Regions from separate parts of the Homo sapiens genome. Here region 2 is linked to region 1. A link is a contact called in ENCODE Hi-C or POLR2A ChIA-PET data. All regions are on one chromosome and are shown on one strand. The core of a region is the stretch at or near the end of the contact, and the rest is flanking DNA. Distances in the headings are between cores, read along the strand shown. Region 1 holds the start of ACTL10 (actin like 10). Region 2 holds the start of SAMHD1 (SAM and HD domain containing deoxynucleoside triphosphate triphosphohydrolase 1).

Region 1 (2,801 bases), core at 257-2,756:
CTCCAGCCTGGGCAAGAGAGCGAGACTCCATCTCAAAAAACAAACAACACAATGCAGTGCACATCCTGGGTTCCCCACAGCCCCGCAGTCAGATTCTGTTCCTGAAACCTGATTTCACCCTTGCTCTTGATATCCATAACATGTAAGATCCTTTCAATAAAGTCCTTATTTTGGGTTACATTCACCTGAGTCTTCTACCTGCAACCAAACTGGTCCTCAGGAGGATGAGGCTTTGCAGAGACAAGAAGTGACCTCTTTCCTGTGTGGGGGGATTATTACTACCTTTTGGAGGAGAAAACCGAACCCAGAGAAAGATCAAGACTTGCTTAGGACTGCACAGTGAGTCAGCTTCAGAACTGAGTCTTGCTGGGTGCGGTGGCTCACACCTGTAATCCTAGCACTTTGGGAGTCCAAGGCAGGTGGATCACCTGAGGTCAGGAGTTCGAGACCAGCCTGGCCAACGTGGCGAAACCCTGTCTCCACTAAAAATACAAAAATTAGCCGCGTATGGTGGTGCATGCCTGTAGTCCCAGCTACTCAGGAGGCTGAGGCAGGAGAATCACTTGAACTCGGAAGGCAGAGGTTGCACTGAGCTGAGATTGCAACGCTGCACGCCCAGCCTGGGTGACCGAGACTCCGTCTCAAAAATAATAATAATAAAAAAAAGAACTGAGTCTCAAACTGAGGCCCACGTGAATCCATCCGTGGAAGCCCATAAAGGTAGGGCCAGAGCCTCTCGGGGGCTCTTCAGGGAAGCTGCAGATCTGTGATGAAAAAGCTTTTTCTTCAGCACTGGGAGGGGTAGGGGGCCACACATCTGGACAGAGTACATCAGATAATTCTAAGTGGTTTGGGAAAGGAATCAGACTGTGCTGGGCTGCTGAAGCCAGACCCCTGGATGCCAAAATCACTGCCCTTGGCTCTGTCCAGAAGAGAGGATGGGTCCAGGGAGTTGTCATAAGGTAGGGAGCTGCGAAGTGCAGCTGCTGGGGAGTGAGGTCACAATGAGCCCAATCCAAGTTCTTTTCTGCCTTCTGACCAGCCCCTCCCCTCTCCACAACCAGGAACTTCCGTCAAGCCCAGGTGAGAGGTGCCAGGAGGCTGCCTGGGTCCTCAAGGGGGATATATGTCCAAATGGCCTTACCACAAGGCCCCTTCGCCCTCAAAGTTCTGCTCCTCCCGGGGGCTTCTTAGGATCTAAAAGGATCAGTCCTAGCCATCTCGTCAGCCATCTCAGCAAGGGCTGACGGGGCGGAACAGCAAAGCAGAGGCGGGTCCTGAGAGCGTGGAGCCTGAAGCCCGGCGCCAGAGGGAGACCAAGAGGGTGAGATGCGGCTGGAACCCAGCCAGAGCGGAGACTGAAGCCTGAACTAGGGGCCGGGCCTCAGGCCTAGGAACTAGCCACGAGCTGAAAAGGAGGCGGATGGCCCGGACAGAAGAGGCGGGGCTTTCAGACCAGAGGGCGGAGCCAAGAGCTGAAAAGGGTGGTGATTTGGTCCAGAAGAGGAAGAACTTAGGCTCCGGAGGCAGAGCCAAAGGCTGAAGGGGACTACTCCCTAGGACAGAGGCCGGGAGGTATCGGGCCGACGAAGCCGAGTGGCGCGGAGGAGCGGAGCCTTCAGCCCCGCGGCTGGGCCGAGCCCGAAGGTGGCGTCGGTGTCGGGGAGCCGCCGCGTGCACCGGCCGTCCTCCCTGGGCCGCATCGCGGTGGTGGTGGACCAGGGCTCGGGCTTCACCAAGGCGGGCTTCGCGGGCGAGAACCAGCCGCGCATAGTGCTGAAGAGCTCTAGCTTGGTGCCCAGCTGGGACCGGCCGGTGCTGCCCGGAGCGCCGGGCTGCGAGCTGGCGGGCGGCGTGGCGCGGGCGCACCCCATCAAGCACGGCGTGGTGGCGGACTGGGAGGCGCTGGAAGGGCTGTGGGAGCGCCTGCTGGTGGGCGGCCTGCGGGTGTGCCCAGAGCAGTGGCCCGTGCTGGTGAGCGACTCGCCGTTGGCGCCGCCCGCGGGCCGCGAAAGGGTGGCGGAGCTGCTGTTCGAGACCCTGGCAGTGCCCGCGTGCCACATGGCTAGCACCGCGTTGCTGGCGCTCTGCTCCACCGGCGCGTTCAGCGGGCTGGCCGTGGAGGCGGGCGCGGGCGTGTGCCACGCCACGCCCATCTACGCGGGTCACTCGTGGCACCAGGCCACCTTCCGACTGAACGTGGCAGGCAGCACCCTGTCGCGCTACCTGCGGGATCTGCTGGTGGCGGCGAACCCTGACCTCTTGCAGCAGGCCCTGCCCCGCAAGGCCATCACACATCTCAAGAAGCGCAGCTGCTACGTGTCCCTGGACTTCGAGGGCGACCTCCGCGACCCCGCCCGCCACCATCCGGCCAGTTTCAGCGTGGGTAACGGGTGCTGCGTCTGCCTCAGCAGTGAGCGCTTCCGCTGCCCCGAACCCATCTTCCAGCCGGGCCTGCTGGGCCAGGCTGAGCAGGGGCTGCCCGCGCTGGCCTTCCGGGCGCTGCAGAAGATGCCCAAAACGCTGCGGACACGCCTGGCAGACACCGTGGTGCTAGCCGGCGGCTCCACACTGTTTCCTGGCTTCGCCGAGCGCCTGGACAAGGAGCTGGAGGCGCAGTGCCGGCGGCACGGCTACGCGGCCCTGCGGCCCCACCTGGTGGCCAAGCATGGGCGTGGCATGGCTGTGTGGACCGGCGGCTCCATGGTGGCCTCCCTGCACTCCTTCCAGCGCCGCTGGATAACTCGGGCCATGTACCAGGAGTGTGGCTCCAGGCTGCTGTACGATGTGTTCAACTGAGT
Region 2 (2,700 bases), core at 78-2,577, 3.3 Mb after region 1:
TGGGTCCTGAACCACTAATGTTCCTCCTACCCCAGTTTCCAACCTAGCCAAACAGGGCCCCACCTAACAAATGCAAAAATTTACTAAATTTGCAAATCCCAACCACCAAAGAATCACCTTCCTATTGGACACCTAGAGGATATAAGGCAGGAGTCAAATCTCACACCCACCACAAAAAGTTGAGTAGAATTCACAAGGATGGATGCTTGGATACGAATCAGTAAAATATGATTAAAACTCAACCTAAACACTTCTCCAGGGGATGTGGCCAAACTGTGGCATGCTGGGGATTCAGTGGTCAACTGAACAACCCCAAGGTTCAGATTTTGGAGGGGAACCTGCTTTTAAAGAGCAAAACATGTTCCTTACCATGTTCTGCAAGTGCAGTCAACACACGCCTATCGGGCGCTGCTGGGATGCCAAGGAAGGTGATGGGAATTCAGAGATTAACCAAGCCAGTTCCTTCCCCTTCAGGAAAAGCCTCAATTCAGGGAGGAAACCGAAACCTAAAAGCCCCAGAACATCCTCTGATGTGGCAAGTGTTCAAGGAGCTGCGGTTAGCGCGGAGGGGTCCCGCGAGCCTGGATGACAGCAAGCCGCCCACCAAGGTCTGGGGAAAAATCTCCTTCTAACTAAAAAAAAGGGACCCGAGTCTCGCTTGTCCCGCGCCGGGGTGGCAAGTTAGTGAAGAAACCCACGAGAGTGAGATCCCAATCTACGACTGCCCCTCCCAGGTCCTCAATCCCGGGAGCCTGCTCCCATCCTACGAATCGCCTATCCCAGGCGACCCCATGTCTTCTTCCTCCGCCTCGGGGAGTCAGTCCCGGGAGCCCCATGCCGCAGGCCCTCCTGGGAACCCCCGCCGCAGGGCTCCCTCCCCCGCCTCGGGTCTTCCTTTCCTCGGCGCCCCCAGCGCAGGTCCGCCCTCCCGGGTGCCTCCCGCCGCAGGGCTCGCTCCTCGGCCTCGGTCCTCTCGTGGGGCCCCCTCCCTCAGGGCGCCTGGCCCGCGCCCCAGGTCGCCGCCCTTCGCCCCTCAGCCCCTCCGGAGCCGCTACCTCGGATGTTCTTCAGCAGCACCGGCTCTTCAAAGCCACCGCGCCTGAGGAAGGAGCACACCTGCTCCGGACCCCATGTCTTGTAGTCGGGATGGAGTTCCAGGCCCGGGGACCAGTCTGCCTCTGCGGAAGGGGTGTTTGAGGGGGTTCTCGGGCTGTCATCGCAACGGGGACGCTTGGAGGGCTGCTCGGAATCGGCTCGCTGCATGGCTACACCTGGCGTCCGGCACAGCAGTCAAGAACCTCGGCGCCGGACCCGCGCGCAGGCGCACTGACAGCAGGGCCCTGGCGGGGAGTCCAAGGAGTATTGGCAGCCTATTGGCCTCCTGCGCAGGCTCACTGACAGTTGAGCCCTTCGGGCAGGGCAGCCTAGCGGCTCTTGCCTTGGGCTCCCTGCGCAGGCGCAATGGCAGTCCAGTCGTCCTCAAATCAATCCCGCCAGGGCGCTGGACGTGAACGCGAAAGGGCGTGGCTAGAAGCAGAACTGAGGGCAGTGCTGGTGGAAAGGGGGAGGAAAGAGCGCGCCCGGCACCGCACCCCCAATTAGGGGCTCGTCTAGTGAATTGGGGGTATTCTCCTTCGAATGAGTACACTACCCGCCGCACCTTGGCCGGGTTTCAGATGCCCCAAACTTAAAAGAAGCCTAAAAGGCCGTCAGGCTGCCAGCACCTTCCCAGTGAAGAGGAAAACAGTCAAGGTGCTGAACTGGAAGAACCCGGAATGATTTCAAATGTGACTTGAGGGTGTCTTCATTCCACAGTATTGCTGGTCAACTAGAGGGCCCTGGGATACCTGTTGTCTGGTGTCCACACAGGAGGGGACTTCAGACTTCTTTCCAACTAGAGACAGAGCCCTCCATCCCAACTGCATTCCCAGAGGAAGGAAAGTGGCCAGTCTGATTACTTAAAATTTAACTTCTGAGGACTTTTACTGCCTGGTTGTAACAGCATGTGAAAATGGCAGGCATTTTCCCATCACTTAACCCCTCTGCGGCAGGGCTCAAACTTCCCTATAAATACTGGTCCATGCAATTGCCTGGTAAAAGGACATATCACTATTACTGTTAATAAAGCCAACACACCTTCCCAGCAACCAAGGCATAGACCTGTTTAGGGGGTCAAGGACGAATGAGGCGGAATAGCTTATCATCAAGCAGTATGAACTAGTGGTCTACTGGTGAGCCAAAATATTATTTGCAAACAGAGCTTTACTGTGTGCCAGGCACGGTTCTAAGGGCTTTACAAATATAAAATAATTTTATATTTATACATAATACTAAATGAATTAAGTACATTCATTAAATTATTTAAATATTAAATAATTTTTATAACTTCTAAGGGTTTTACAAATATTGTAAAGTTCTAAGGGCTCTACACATATTACTTCACTTAATTATCACAATTACCTTAGGATGTAGGAAAAAGTAATTTGCCGCAGGTCTTCTTTTTTTTTTTTGAGACGGAGTCTTGCTCTGTTTCCCAAGCTGGAGTGCAGTGGCGTGATCTCAGCTCACTGCAACCTCTGCCTCCCAGGTTCAAGTGATTCTCATGCCTCAGACTCCCAAGTAGCTGGGACTACAGGCGCCTGCCACCACACCTGGCTAATTTTTGTATTTTTAGTAGAGACAGGATTTCACCATGTTGGC

Evidence for each region. A loop is a pair of places that touch in the nucleus more often than their neighbours do. ChIA-PET counts read pairs that join two places held with the same protein, here RNA polymerase II (POLR2A). Pooled maps may share reads with other maps.
Region 2: a pooled map shows a loop between it and region 1 (2.6-fold over the local background). The contact joins the promoter of SAMHD1 here to the promoter of ACTL10 in region 1. A Hi-C loop is called at or near these places in 1 of 50 pooled maps. POLR2A ChIA-PET finds 5 or more read pairs at or near these places in 2 of 52 experiments (GM12878 and H1).

The regions. Positions count from the first base shown.
Region 1 is chr20:33,665,437-33,668,237 of GRCh38, forward strand. ACTL10 (actin like 10) reads left to right here and starts at 1,507. Exons shown (of 1, transcript NM_001024675.2): 1 at 1,507-2,801. The coding sequence starts at 2,062. The coding sequence ends at 2,799. The region is part of intron 5 of NECAB3 (N-terminal EF-hand calcium binding protein 3); the gene reads right to left. RefSeq lists enhancers at 1,200-1,419, 2,230-2,309 and a silencer at 1,550-1,879.
Region 2 is chr20:36,950,381-36,953,080 of GRCh38, forward strand. SAMHD1 (SAM and HD domain containing deoxynucleoside triphosphate triphosphohydrolase 1) reads right to left here and starts at 1,328. Exons shown (of 16, transcript NM_015474.4): 1 at 1,056-1,328. The coding sequence starts at 1,263. RefSeq lists a silencer at 823-1,042.